2 separate regions of the Homo sapiens genome follow, and region 2 is linked to region 1. A link is a loop called in an ENCODE intact Hi-C map of the cell type or tissue named here. Cell type or tissue: endothelial cell of umbilical vein. All regions are shown on one strand.

Region 1 (8,000 bases):
TATATAAACACCACATCAAAACTGTGATTTGCACTGATCATTGGAGAAATGCAAATCAAAACCACAATGAGATACCATCTCATGCCAGTCAGAGTGGCGATTATTAAAAAGTCAAGAAGCAACAGATGTTGATGAGACTGTGGAGAAACAGGAACACTTTTACACTGTTGGTGGACATATAAATTAGTTCAACCATCATAGAAGACAGTGTGGCCATTCTTCAAAGACCTAGAACTGGAAATACGATTTGGCCCAGCAATCCTATTACTGGGTATATACCCAAAGGAATATAAATCATTCTATTATAAAGATACATGCACACATATGTTCCTTGCAGCACTATTGACGATAGCAAAGACATGGAATCAAGCCAAATGCCCATCGATGATAGACTGGATAAAGAAAATGTGGTACAGACACACCATGGAATACTATGCTGCCATAAAAAGGAATGAGATCATGTTATTTGCAGGGACATGGATGGAATTGGAAGCCATTATCCGCAGCAAACTAACAGAGGAACAGAAAACCAAACACTGCATGTTCTCACTTATAAGTGAGAGCTGATTGATGAGAACACATGGACACATTGAGGAGAACAACACACACTAGAGCCTGTCAGGGGGTTGGGAGAAGGGAGAGCATCAGGATAAATAGCTAATGCATGTGGGACTTAATACCCAGGTGATGGGTTGATAGGTGCAGCAAGCCACTAAGGCACACATTTACCTATGTAACAAACCTGCATATCCTGCACATGTATCCTGGAACTTAAAATAAGATAAAATAATTTATATTTTATTGACAGTATTGCTTTGGATGAAGATGAACTTATTTGAACATTTGAACAGCTAGTCCATGGGTAGAGCAAGCACTATGAAGATGTGATAAGATTTCTTGAAGTTTGGAAAACACTTGACATAATGAATTGTGTGATTCAGATCTAACCCTTCTATGAGTTCATAAAATGGTAGAATCAATTGGCAAAAGGAAAAGAAAAAAGGGGGCTGCTATTTAATTTAAAATGGAAATTAGGCCTCTGGAAGGCACCATTTTGTCTACCATGTCAAAATAGCACTTTTCTTAAGAATTTAGACTAAACTTTAAGATTCCTTCCAATTTTAATATTTTACATTTGTAAAAATAGCTGCTTCTCATGAGCTTATTCCCTCAGTGTTTGCTGAAAGCCTACTGCATGTTAACCGGGTATGGTAGCTCACACCTTTAATCCCAGCTACTGGAGGCTGAGGCAGGAGAATTGCTTGAACCCAGAAGGCGGAGGTTGCAGTGAGCTGAGATTGAACCACTGCACTCCAGCCTAGGCAACCGTGTGAGTGAGACTCCATCCGAAAAAAATAAAAATAAAAATAAAAGAAAGCTTGGCTGGGTGAGGTGTCTCACGCCTGTAATCCCAGCACTTTGGGAGGCCGAGGCGGGCAGATCACGAGGTCAGGAGATCGAGACCATCCAGGCTAACACGGTGAAACCCTATCTCTACTAAAAATACAAAAAATTAGCAGGGCGTGGTGGCGGGCACCTGTAGTCCCAGCTACTCAGGATGAGGCAGGAGAATGGCGTGAACCCGGGAGGCAGAGCTTGCAGTGTGCTGAGATTGGGCCACTGCATTCCAGCATAGGCCACAGAGCTAGACTCCGTCTCAAAAAAAAAAAAGAAAAAAGAAAAAAAGAAAAGAAATAAAGCTTACAGCATGCCAGGTACCATGCTTAAAAAATAAAAGGGTATATTTGGAATATTGTCAGCGACCTAAGCCCTCATCCAGTTTGTAAGGAGGCAGAAAAGGGTCCTAGAGTGGCAGTCAGCTGTCAATTCATATGGACAGGGTGTATCGTGCAAATGAAGATTACATAGGTGACGATAGAGCTGCTGGAGCCCGAGGTGTGAAGTAGGAGATGGCATGTAATTTCAATTTGTTTTTTTTCTTTCTAGATATATATAAATATATATATTTATATACTCTTTTATTTTTTAAGCATAGTACCTGACATGCCGTAAGCTTTCTCTCTTTTTTAATATATAAAAAAAAATTTATATATATTTATATATTAAACATATTATATTGTATATATTGTATATATTTATATATTTTTATATATTGTATATATTTTATATATTGTATATATTGTATATATTTTATATATGGTATATATAGTATATATTTATATATATTTATATATTTATAAATGTATATTGTATATATTTATATATCATATTATATAATATATATCTAGAAATAAAAATATATATAATTAATATATTATATTATATTAATGCAATATACTATATTATATTATATTAATACAATATACTATATTATATTATATTAATACAATATACTATATTATATTATATTAATACAATATACTATATTATATTATATTAATACAATATACTATATTATATTAATTATAATAATATAATATATTATATATTATATATAGCTGCATCTGTGCTATCTATAATGTGTTATATATAATATATATTATATGGTTATATATTATATGATATAATATATATATTATATATAACCATGATATATAGAATAGTGGTTATATATATAACCAATATTAGTTATAAGGAATTGTGAGAAGAAAAAAATAGAGTATCATTGTTTCTCATCTGCTCTCTCTACCTCTCTCTCTGTCTCTCCATTTTTATAATATATATAATATATATATTTCTAGCATTTTGTCCATTTTAAGTGTTCAGTTCAGTGGCATTAATTACATTCACAGTGTTGTGCAACAGTCACTTCTATCCATCCCCAGAATATTTTTATCATCTCAAACTGAAGCTCTACCCATTAAACACTGATTCTCTATTCTTCTCTCCGCAGAGTTCCTTATCACCACTATCCTACCTTCTATTTCTATGAATTTGCTTCTTCTAAGATATTTCAAATATGTGTAATCTGAGAAAAACTAATAACAACATTCGTCCTTTTGTGTCTGGCTTATTTCACTTAGCATAATGTTTTCAAGGTTCATCAATGCCATAGCATATGTCAGAATTTCATTCCTTTTTAAGGCTAAATAATATTCCATTGTATGTATATTATGCCATATTTTGTTTATCCCTTCATCCATCAATGGACATTGGCGTTGTTTCCACGTTTGGGCTATTGTGAATAATGCTACTATGAACAATGCTGTGCAAATATCTGAATCCTTGCTTTTAATTCTTTGGGCACACACGTAAAGGTAGAATTGCTGAGTCAATGGTAATGCTACGTTTAACTGTTTGAGGCCCTACCATACCATTTTCCTCAGCAGTTGCACCACTTTACATTTCAACCAGCCATGCACTCATGTTCCCATATCCACGCATCCTTGCCAACACTTCATGCTTTCCAATTTTTGATATCAGCTTTCCTAAGAGGTATTGCATAATATCTCAATGTGATTTGATTTGCATTTCCATAATAAAAGACATGTGATTTTGAATGTTATTCTTTAAGTGATGCAGAAATATTAATCAGTTATTATTATTGCTTTCCTGTGATTCAGGCATAGGGGTACATTTCCATTTTAAAAATAAATTTGGATGTTTCCTTTAAGGCGAGGTGATTCCAGAGATGGAGAAGATGAGACTCATCCATGAATAGTGTTGGGGGAATGTGAAAAGGACTTGACAGAGTAGATATGATGGGCTTTGAGGGGAAAGGAGAATTCAAGACACCTCCTAAGTTTTTAGTATGACTTTCATGGGGCATGTGGTGGTCTTGTAGTAGAAGGACCTCTTGGATGTGAAGATAAATCCTGATCATGTTGCATTTGCTTATCTGTGAGATAGTCAGACCTAGAAGGTAGAAGCAATTATATGATTTTAAAGATCCAAAGTCTGAACTGGAGGTAAAGATGTAGATGTCATCAGAATATGGTTGATGATTGGAGGAAGCAGCATGGATGAGCTCATATAGAGAAAGTGAGGTCTGAGAATGGATTCCTGGGGAACATCAACATTTATGTAAGTTGGGAAGATAAGAAGGATTCTGTGAAGGCTCAGAGAAGTAAAGGGATAATGAGGACAGCAGAGTACTATGGAAGCTGACAAGGTAAAGAGTTTCAAAGAATTACCGATTTCACTCCATCAAATATAACAAGAATTTCTAGAAATACTAGAACTGATTCAAAACAAAGTCTCTTTATATCTTGTACTGGAACTCTGGTCTCTGTTCATTGAGTCACATCCTGTATTTAAGTTCTAAGCCCAAATTCCAATTTCAGGCACAGAATAGACACTGACATCCACCACAACAGTTTATTCAGTGTTCCTCTTTACCTGACACAAATCCTCCTCAAAGAAGCTTTATCTTGTGTAAAAGGAAATGAACATTCCTTTGAGGCAAGAGTTGACAGAACTGAAATGCCTTCCAGTGTCAAGGCTGCAGTAGCTTCCATCATGATTCATTCTGAGCCCAAAAGCTTGGTGGCATTTTCAAGGCTTCTTCTCTTATGTAGTGGTGGAGAAGAACTGGAGAGAGCTGGTCGACCCCATGCCTGGTGTCTGGGGGTCAGTGGGTCACTGAGGGGAATTTAACCCTGCCTGTAATGACTTCAGGAGCATCAAGCTGTATCCTCTGTGTTCACTGTGTGGTCAGCATACTTGACAACACTCTCCCTGGCCTCTGGTTCCCACTCTACCTCCCTGAAAGTCTTCACCTCCTAACCTAATTCCTGCAATCTTCATTTTTCCTAGGGCTGAAGAATGCAGCCACTATCTGTCATATCATCTCAGAGTGGTCTCCTCATAGCCCTACTGATGTGGAAATATGACTCATTCACATTCCATTGCTGCGTCTGTGCTACCTCCTCTGTTTAGACCCTTTCCTGCTGTCCAGAAATAGCTGAGTTTACCTTCTACCTATAATTTATTAAAAGACTTCAAGCATTCAATTTTTGATCATTTCAGTTCATTCTCAGCTTCGCAGTGAGAAGTTTCCTCTGTGCTCATTGCCTTTGGCCATAATATTCCACCCCCAAATTACTGTAATTCTCAGGATTACAGTGAGTCACACCTTGGAATTAAGGCATTCTGTGCCAGGGTAAATATGTTACCTAGAAGGGCTAGCATATTACATTGTCGTTTCCTGTTAAGATCATGGCCAACTGGTCATTATCCCATCACCAATAAGACTGTGAGAAACATAGAACAGATATGTTTTCAAAGACTGATAGATTTTCAATTTGTAAGGTTGCTTAGATATAACTTAGTTCTACTTCCTAGGTGATCTACAAACTCCTTCTTTGTGACACTAATCTGGTTACCCAGATCCTGGTTGAACATTTCCTGTGGCATAGAATGATCGATATACAAAACATACATATATCTGGAGAATCTAATGTTTAAATGTTTTGGAGGTTTTTGTTTTGTTTTGTTTTGCTTTGATTCGAGCCAAGGTCTTACTCTGTCACCCAGGCTGGAGTGCAGTGGCATGATCACTGCTTACTGAAACTTTGACCTCCTAGGCTCAAGCAATCTGATTAATTGGGACTACAGATGCACGCCACCACATCCAGTTTATTTTTTTATTTTTATTTTTGTGAAGATGTGGACTCATTATGCTGCCCAGGCTGGTCTTGAACTCCTGGACTCAAGCGATCCTCTTGCTTTGGCCTCCTAAAGCGCTGGGATTACAGGCATAAGCCACTGTGCTGGCCATGTTGAGATTCTTTACCTTGAACCCTAAACTATATTTTCTCCCTGGGAGAGCCTAGATTAAATTATATTCAAATGTTTATTGAGCACCTACTATATACCAAGCACAATGCTGTGTGTGCTGGGCACAACAGGAACCACAAGGCTTGACTCTGTTCTCTATAAGCCCATGTCCTATTGGAGTGGTGGAATGATGTATGGGAACAATATAATTGGACACCCTTGTTTAATTGTGACACCCTTGCTTCCCTTTCGAATTAGCTTAGCACATTCTTATCATGCTTTTGTTTCTCTTTGTGAAAGACTCCAAACATCGAAACTACGTTAAGACCAGTTAGAGCTTCTTTCATTATAATCCAGTTAGGAGACAATTCATCCAACTTGTCTTGATTATGCCACAGAAGCTAAGTGATTAAATCAGAATCTGAAAAGAAGAAACGAAAGCATTAAGTGCATCCAAAAATAAACTTGTTGAACCTGGGGATAGTGTAAGAGTAGGAGACTTTCTGAAAGCCACTTTGGAAATATGATTTTAATGAGATTCATTATTGTCCTTTAAGGTCAAAGTTGAAAGAGTAGTCTATCTGGCTAATATCAAAGAGGTTTAATTTTTGTTGATTTGGAGATAAAGCAAGTATAAGCTTTTCATTATAAATATGTTTTTATACTTGGAAAATAAGAAATAGAAGCAATCAGTAGTCACATATGTGCCCTGTGATCTGGTTCCTGTGAACATTTTCTATAAATTTAAATTATACGTAATCATTTATAGTCCAGAAGCAGGTGCAATGTGGATATGCAAAGCTGTTGAAATGCTATTTTTCCAAAGTTGGCTGGAAATAATACCATACACAGGAGGATGGAAAAGTACCGATGGAAATAATATTGTCCAAGTATCCCAGACCCTTCAAAGACTTTCAGAACAATAACAACTTGAGAAGTGTTACTCTTATGACTCAGTGATCAGAAGACATTTCAGAAACAAGAGTTGTATGAAATCTTGAGTCAGTCACACAAATTGCAAACGGATCTCCTGCAATGCCACTAGGAAGTGAATACGGTAGAAACAGCACTTCTAAAGTTAATGAGTAAGAATCATGTTGTGGGGCTAGCATATTTCACAAGAAAGCAAAGAAGCCAATTACTTATATATGTTTTTAATGACTGTATTTTCCTCCTCCTCTCTCACTGCCCCCAATTACAATCAAAATTATGATTCATCTTTTGCCCAATTATTTCGCTACTATGCATATATTGTTGCTACTGATTTCATCGGGAGGCATTGAGTAGAATAAATGAGACATATGTGCAGGTTATGTTTTCCAAAAGGTAACTCTCAGGACAGGGTGATCCAACGCAAATTCACTTGAAACTGCTTGGTTTCATGAACTCTTGAAGTGGTAGCATCAATTAGTATGAATTTCAAATTGGTGTTATTTTCAAATAAAAATCCAAGTGTGCAAAGACAGTCTTGGAAAGGTTAAACTAAAAAATAGGATTACTTAGGCTTTCAAATATATCTTGTGTTTCAATATTTTTACCTTAATTTACACACTAACCATACTATGCTCTTATTGCTAAAAATAAGTTTGAAAAGGTCTATATTGTAATTGGTCTCAAGACAAGTTTTACAAGCCTGGTGGTGAAGGCATCTTATTAGTCTATTATCTGTCCCAGTTTTGTTCCTGAAGCAGAATTCTCTGGTGTGATCACTTAACTTGATTGCAAAACTTGTCTCCAAAGGCAATTTTGCTATTTCCCAAAATCAAATTCATCGCATAAAGGTCAGGGATTTTCCTGGCAGCGGACGTTCGAAAGAACACGCCACAAAGTCTGCAGGCATTTTCTTTGGGGAATTAAAAAAAGGTGCTCTGCCATTCAGAAGCGTCATTAGACTAAGAGTGTGGTTCCCCAAGGGACTTCTTGAAAAGGCACCATATTTTCTTTAAATGTACAATTTCTTTTCTATTTTAAATGTTAAAAATTGGAGACATCACTTTATAGTCACATCCTGTATTCTTTCAGTGACTGGCGAAGGGGAGGGAGGGAAGTGTGGACATGTTCCTATAACAACGAATCAAAGAAGACGCCTTGTGCTTTTTCATTGTTTGGTGTTAGTGACATCTGTGACCCCCTACAGCTTTCAGAGACATCCTTAATTAGCAGTAAGTGTGTGACCTACTGTTGAAGTCCTAACCTCGAGTATGAGGGTATTTGAAGAAGAGTCCTTTGGGAAGTAATTAGGGTTGGGTTAGGTCATGAGAGTGGGGCCCTCACCAGGGACTAAACTGGCCATCATCTTCATTGTGGACTTGCCAATCTCC
Region 2 (8,000 bases), 99 kb before region 1:
AATGGTTAATGGAGTAACAACTACCTCAAGGGGTTTGGAGAGAATTAGGGGAAGTGACACATGAAAACAATAGTTGTGTTCCAAACACATAGTAAGATGATGGTAGCTGTATTTGTATTTTAATTAATTATAATGATATTATTTCAATTAACACTAAGCCCTGTGGGGATAGAGAAAAAATAAATAAAACATGAAATATTTGACTAATTATAATGCTGGATAGAATTATATTTTTCTGGTTATGAAGGTGAAATAATAATGCTGTGAGGAAGAAAAAGAAAGAAAGTAAAAGTGGATTCATGGAAGGCATCGATTGTTGGTTTCTTCCATTTGTTTGACCAGGGCAGGGCATGTTATAGTGAGCAGCCTATTATGGCCTGCAAATAATCTGCTGGTAGTCTACTCTGAAAGTTTTGCCCAACAAGGAATAACTACAGATATAACAAAACCAATCTTGGGAACCATAAACCAGATATAGGATGAAGTAACTACTTGTAGCAAAAATGCACAGGTCAATAGAGAGAACAACAAAAGATGAGAAAAAAACGGAAGGCATAAAGTACAGAAAAGCTATCCAGAGGAAAGCGTGATGCCTTTACCTGTTAGTGGCAGAAGCCATAGAACAAGAGACAGGAAGTTGTAGTCACTCTAAAGCCGTAAGAACGATGATCTCTGCCTGCAAAAGATGAGTCTCTGTTCCTTGGATAAATGAGTGGATGAATGAAGAATGAATGAATGAACGAATTAGGAAACCAACAGCCTAAGAAAGCCACAACAACAACAGCAAATTTTGCCAAATGGAATTTTAAGTTTCTTGGATTCCAAGGGCATGCATGCTTCAGGTCAAGGATGCGACTAATTAAGGTTTGTGGGACCTGAAGCTTAAACAGTTTGGAGGGCACTCTTCAAGAAAAGGAATTTTAAAAATCTTACTTGCTATTTATAAATAGATAGACTTTGACGAAGCCTGTGTAAGCAGGTAGCCCTAGAGCTTTAGCTTCATTGGCTTTATGATGACTTTTTCTTTGCTGGTGTAAAGGCGAGGGAAAAAGGAATGAAAAGGAAAGTGAAGTATTCCGAAACCATCGCCTTCACTGTTTGTCACTGTTTATTATCAGTAGTTCTAAATGACTTTATGGCTTTAGCAAATGGATTGGTCCTCTTTCAAAAACATTTGGTTACATAGATGTTCTAAAAAAGCTTATATCTGTTAAGGATTATTATTGGACAAATAATATCAAATATCTATTTATCATGTTAAGGTTTTAATATATCTTGTTTTCATTCCAATAGAATGTAATACTGATTGTAAAATAATTTTGTCCACTCACTAGTGGTAGACCAGAATTACTTTACTAAGGTTTGCTTTTCTTTTTGGTTCCCCATTTATTCCCAAAGGCTAAAAATCCAATTTATCATTATTGATCTGTCTTTCACTATAGAACAGAAATCTTTTGAATTAGGTATTTAGGCTTTGCTTGGTTTCATTTTATAATTAAACTCCTACTAAAGCTGAATTGTCTAACATTTTAATAAGTATTAAAAAGATATATTTGTATTTAATCCCTTTTGTACTGTTTTGAAGTGGCTCACACCAATATGAAGTGTCTAGGAAATTCATGTGAAAATACTTTGTTATATTTGTAATGAACTCTTATTTATTCATTTAAACAACAGGAATTTATTTAGAGCTCTCTATGAGTTTCATAGTGTGTTTTGAGGTAAAAAATCAAATTATAAATTTGTAGTCCCTGACCTTAATAGATAATGGTTTACTTTAGGTGAAATACAAATGTAAGCTACATGACACCAACTACTATCTATAGCAGCTAAATGATGAACACTAACTTGGATTGCAACTGTATTAAACTGTGTATGGTTATAGAGACATGGCCTGGGAGTTTAATATGCACATGGGGTAACAGTGGGATTATGGGAAGGAGAGACAGGAAATGCGTTTCAGAAGACTACTGTGAGGAAAACAATGTGAGGGAAGGGACAAAAGTGAACTGGGCCCTTGTAAGAACTTTAAGGAACATGGGGTGGTAGCATGGGGACCCATGTGGATGACTGGTGAAAATTAAGATTAAACTAACAAGAAATGGCCAGATAACTATAAATCTTAAGTTTTGTTTTATTTTTGAGTCTTTTTACTTTTTATTGTGGCATAAGATATAAAATCATTGGTGTTTCTTGAGTGGAGGAGTGACTTTATACTGCTGCCAAGTTCAACAGCTCTGAATTTAGAGTCGAAGAGATTTGGGTTCAAGTCATGTCTCTGCAACTTACTAGCTGTATAACTTTGAGCAAATTCCTTAACCTTCCTACACCTGAGTTTTTTCATCGGAAAATGATGGTATTTAATGATTCTGTGTTTCAAAGTATTGTGATGTGGTTATAATAAAGTACTGAGTAGTGAATATTTAGTATTGGTATTTGGGTACATAGTAAACACTCGGAGTATGATAACTATTGTCAAAATTTCAAAGTTAGAATCTATTGTGGTTAGTATTTCAGCACTGATCATGACCCAGATGAGAATGTAGTAAAGTTTTTTGTTTTATTTTTTATTTTTTTATTCTTTTTTAATAGAATGGGTTTAAGAAAAGTGAAGATAGTCTTACTTCACTTTTAAGAAAAAAGTGAAGATATTCTTACTAAAAGCAACACATGCATTTTTAGATCGTACTATTTTATTTAGGCCCCTGGATAATCCAGACTAATTAGTGGCAGTAAACATAAAAGGGAAATAAAGAATCTAAGCAATTAACAGATTTTTCTTGGTTCCAATTTGTGTTTTTTCTTGCATTCTAAAAAACACTGGTGAGCTATGTTTGTTTGTTTGTTTAAAAGTGAGTCATTTTGATAATCTCCTTGGCTCAAAGATTTGTAGAATCTCTGCAGGGAGAGACAAAAGAGGAGGCCTTATTTCTGTATGTAAGAACCTCTGTCTATTTTCTTTATCATATTCTGAAGCTGTATGGGTAGTTGTACAGATTATGGGACAGCTCTGATAAGACTGAATCAGGGATAGGAAACAGGCTACGGATAGGTCTGGACCACATCAAACCCTCTGGCTTTCCCATTTTAAGCATGATTCATATGACCAGCCAAAAGAAAAAGCAGAGAAATCTCAATTCTAGCTTTAGATCAAAATACACTAACTTTGATTTTTGATGGAGAAAGAAACTAATTATGGTGTATTAGAGTTAAGTCAAATGTCACCTATTTCTTGTTAAGGTATTTGCGTATTTCACTGAATATGTCTCTGAACCTTAGCAAGAAACGCCTTGTGTTTTTATGGTTTGTTTCTTCTTTACTTAAAAAATAAATTAACTGTTAGTTCTGATGTTATCTGTTCAAATATTCCACATTGTGGAAAATCCTCATCTATTACACATGCTCAAATTTGGATTCAATCCCAGAATAGTTGCTAATGCTTGCACATGGGCTGGAGCTGTGTAATTGTTTTTGGTGCTTAAGGAAGACATGGGGAACAATCTCTCCCCCAACAGCAGACCAAATTGTGATTTTTGGAATCCTTATTCTAGATTAAGTCCCAGAGATACTAACTCAACTGTTTCTTTCCATTTTTCCCACTGAGTATAGCTTTCCTTTTTTTTTTTTTTTTTTTTTTTTTAAACTTATAGATAGATGCACAACCTCTCCTTTATATTTCATTCAGCTTTCGAAGGCAAAAGAACAAAATCAACTCAGAAGTGACAGGAGGGGAATCATTTTGTTACTTGAAGTGGACAAGAAAATGATTTTCCCTGCTGTTTGCCTCAGCTGAATTACAGCCTTATGTCTGTGTGAAATCCAATTTGATGAGATTTTCTTTGTTACTTTTGAAAGAACTTGTTTCTTGGCAGTCCTGCCCCAAACTAGATTGTTCCATTGCCTTCTGCAAAGCTTCTCGTACCCTTGGGTAGTCATCAAGCCTCATCTCCCTGCTGTAATTGTAGCTTCTCTGTACATTATCAGACATTCCCGGAAATTTGGACTCAGCAGAATAGGAATTGTCAAATGTATCAAAAATCTTATATTTATGTACTAAGTATTGACATTGTGTATAGAAAAACATCAGGTGTAGAAGACTTTCTACTAAGGGTTTACAATCTTAGAAAAACTAGAAAGCGAATACAATCTGATCTCTAAAACACTAGAAGGTTGGCTATCTTAATATCAGTGGGATGAGACTGGATTTTTCCTCCCTGGCTATTGGAGAAAAAAAAAAGGGAAAAATAGTTATATCAATCCTAGAAGCCAGATGAGTATGGAAACAACCTTCCATTTTCTGTTTTTCTAATCAATTTAAGACAAATACACTACAGATTATATTTAGGGGCCTGGTAGGCTGCCTCAGTTTTCCCAGATGACTGAGCAGTGGATCAGCTTTCTGAAGTTTAGTGCCACAACTCATCTGCCCAAGAGCCAGGTGGCCCTGATTCAAATATAAGTGACCCAGGAACCATTTACCAGTAGACAGTCAGTATCAAGAATCACAGCATTGACACTCTACTTGGAGACTTCTTGATTGTACACAAAATCTATTTCTCGTTATTTTCATCTTATTGTGGCTGGCAGCCCATCTTTGCATGTTACTATCTCCAAAATGGCACAAAAGCTTAGCTTTACTCGGAAGACATCAGAGGTCTGGACCTCCGATTTTTGGCCCAAACTCCATCCGCATACAAAGTGGGGATCAGTGGACAAGTGGGCTCCACTTTGCTTCTACAGTAGGACTCGATCATGATGATTGCTTGGTATTATCAACATCAAGACCCAAAAGTCCAACGCTGCAGAAATTTCAGAAATGGTTAGAGCTAGATAGATCCTGAAGATAGATCCTTAAAAATATTGATCTTTGGGTTCCTCAAGTTGCTGCATTTTTCCTAGTACATGCTAACCTTTCAAGTTCCATTCTTAAGGATAGACATTATCTTAAACTTGACTATGATCTTAGAGTCCTAATGATTCTCACCCACTACAACTTCAGGTAGATAGATAGATGATATAGATGATAGATAGATAGATAGATAGATAGATAGATAGATAGATAGATAGATACAGAGAAAGGATAGATTTGTTGTTGTTTGTTTTGATGTTATTTTTATGCAAGTAAACCTCATTTCTGTTTTGCTCTATCATTGCACTAGGTATCAGAAGCCTGATTCCACTGGATTAGCATGTTCCTCTTTTCCCTTCTCCATGCAGCTTATGTAGTGCCAGGACCTGGCAGGACTATATGGACATGGGTGGGCATGACGTGGGTCATGTCTGGGTCTCCATCATTTCTCCGCACTGTCTCCACCCTGTCCTGTTCATTCCTGCCTGCAATAACTCTTCTGGTCGGCAGCACTCTGAGCCACCCCTGACCCCTACTCCAAGGCAGCGTCCACAGGAAGCATTCTGCTACTCCTGATCCCATGATGGGCTGTAATAAACCTATCCTTAGAGCCTCTTTGGGGCATCACTGAATTTTTCTAGTGCCACGCTGAGTTTGGGAAACTGAGAGACTGAGGCAGGCCAGTCTGCCTGCAACCTCAGGCAGGAGACTTTTTCTGTTCCTACCTGTTCTAGATGAGAAGGACTTCAAAGGATTGCCTACTTCCTGGGTTTTACTTGGAGATGGTTGCCACATTCTTCCTATACCTGACTCTCTAAATCTGTTTGGGATTTCTATTGCTCCCTTACTTCCTACTTTTGAATTTAGTCCTGTGGAATCTTGACCATGTCTGAGGATAAGGGTAAAGTGCAGATAAACATTTCCCTGATAATATTTTCTGCTTAATCTTTTGTCGCGTCAGAGCCTGTGCCATTTGAAACTCAAAGCCAAGGATCAATTCTTTCGTTCTCTCTTTCTCCTATGTTCTCTCTTCCTTGGCGACTGTTGAAAGCAGGGAAACATCCAGGGATAATGAAATGCTGGGAATGAAAAACAGAACTGATTAATAAATCAAGATTTTATTCAATATTTCTCAAACTTCAATGAAGCACAGACCTCTTTTCAAAGGAAAACGTTCTCTAGAATATAAAATATAAAATTGTACTCATTAAAATTCTATTTAAATTTGTATAGAGAGAAAACATAAAACACTCTATGTTTACAGATCTTTAACAACCAAGAAGCCTAAAACTTATTTATAAATGTCCTTGGCTGTTAGGGTTGTAATAACAAAATGGCATAGACTGAGTGGCTTATAAACAACAGAAATGTATTTCTCACGGTTCTGGTCTGTAGGAAGTCCAATATTGAGACACTCGAAGATTCAGGGTCTGGTAAGGGCCTGCGTCATGATCCACAGGCAACCAACTTTTTGTTGTGTCCTCACATGGTGGAAGGAGAGAGAGAGCTCTCACATTTCCTGTATAAGGGTACTTATTCCATGACCTAATTGCCTCTCAAAGACCCTCACCTCCTAATGCCATCAAATTAGGGATTAGGTTTTAACAAAAAACAAACAAACACACAACAACAACAAAAACGTTGGAGGAATACAAACATTCCATTTATAGCACAAATGAAATATAAACAAAATTAAAAAGCCAGAGAAGTCTGAAATAACTGGCACTAATGTAATAGAATACTATAGCACTAACTGCTAAGAGTAAGCACAAGTTTGACACGATGACTCCCATAGATTATGTGTTAACTTAATTCTCTCAGTATTTTTCTTTTAAGTTTCTGCAAAACCCTCATTGGTCTAGTGAGCCACAGCACCATTTGGCCCTCCTTGCTGTGGAAGCTTCATTTATATGTGTCTGTTTTTTTCTTTCCTCATTAGCCTCTAGCAAGTGAAGTAAACCCACCTACATGATCATAAACATTGAAATCAGAGGTCATACTCAAGTGGTCATCCTAACAATGCAGAGTATGCTTTTAATTGTTTATTTTGTATCATTAAAATGAAAGTCCTAAATCTAAAATCCTCAAAAAAGTGCAACAACTTATAAACTGCTGGAGATCTAATTTCTAATCTGATTACTTTAGAGATGGCACCAAAGGGTTAAATATTTGATCTCAAGCAACATAGTTAATAGTAGAGCAGGCAATTGTTCTAGAAGACCTGATGAGGGTTCAGAAGGCTTGGTGTCATCCCTAACAACAAATTTGTGTATTTCAAATAATAATATAGGAGTATGAACAATAATATCTATTTACCTTATATATACATTTTTTCTTTGAAAATTTAAGTTCTTTCTTACTTTAGGAAAGAGTAGTTTCAAGTAAGCAAAGAGAGACTTTCTAAAAGCATCTAAGATCAAAAGAAGGGAAAATTAGAGGAAATACACAAAGAATATGGTAGGAAAAATTATATTTCAAAATGCTCCATATACGGGAGGGCAGCCAAGATGGCCAAATAGGAACAGCTCCGGTCTACAGCTCCCAGCGTGAGTCATGCAGAAGACGGGTGATTTCTGCATTTCCATCTGAGGTACCAGGTTCGTCTCACTAGGGAGTGCCAGACAGTGGGTGCAGGACAGTGGGTGCAGCGCACCATGCGCGAGCCAAAGCAGGGCCAGGCATTGCCTCACTCGGGAAGCGCAAGGGGTCAGGGAATTCCCTTTCCTAGTCAAAGAAAGGGGTGACAGACGGCACCTGGAAAATCGGGTCACTCCCACCCTAATACTGTGCTTTTCTGACGGGCTTAAAAAACGGCACACCAGGAGATTATATCCCGCACCTGGCTCAGAGGGTCCTACACCCAAGGAGTCTCACTGATTGCTAGCACAGCAGTCTGAGATCAAACTGCAAGGCAGCAGCGAGGCTGGGGGAGGGGCGCCTGCCATTGCCTAGGCTTGCTTAGGTAAACAAAGCAGCCGGGAAGCTCGAACTGGGTGGAGCCCACCACAGCTCAAGGAGGCCTGCCTGCCTCTGTAGGCTCCACCTCTGGGGGCAGGGCACAGACAAACAAAAAGACAGCAGTAACCTCTGCAGACTTAAATGTCCCTGTCTGACAGCTTTGAAGAGAGCAGTGGTTCTCCCAGCACGCAGC

What was found. Peaks named below come from ENCODE experiments on the same cell type or tissue, not always from the same donor. Only the 100,000 strongest peaks of a DNase experiment are listed, where the experiment ranks them.
Region 2: it touches region 1 in a loop (7-fold over the local background); 1 of 110 quality-filtered maps calls a loop at or near these places.

The regions. Positions count from the first base shown.
Region 1 is chr4:21,009,976-21,017,975 of GRCh38, reverse strand. All of the region lies in intron 1 of KCNIP4 (potassium voltage-gated channel interacting protein 4), which reads left to right. Among named protein-coding and RNA genes, the nearest start is that of PACRGL, 310 kb to the right of the region's middle. RefSeq lists a silencer at 4,896-5,190. In endothelial cell of umbilical vein, no CTCF peak of the experiment used is centred here; DNase peaks (open chromatin) are centred at 4,945 and 6,665; H3K27ac peaks cover 3,262 bases.
Region 2 is chr4:21,109,096-21,117,095 of GRCh38, reverse strand. The region is part of intron 1 of KCNIP4 (potassium voltage-gated channel interacting protein 4); the gene reads left to right. Among named protein-coding and RNA genes, the nearest start is that of MIR7978, 350 kb to the left of the region's middle. In endothelial cell of umbilical vein, no CTCF peak of the experiment used is centred here; DNase peaks (open chromatin) are centred at 3,085 and 3,395; H3K27ac peaks cover 1,921 bases.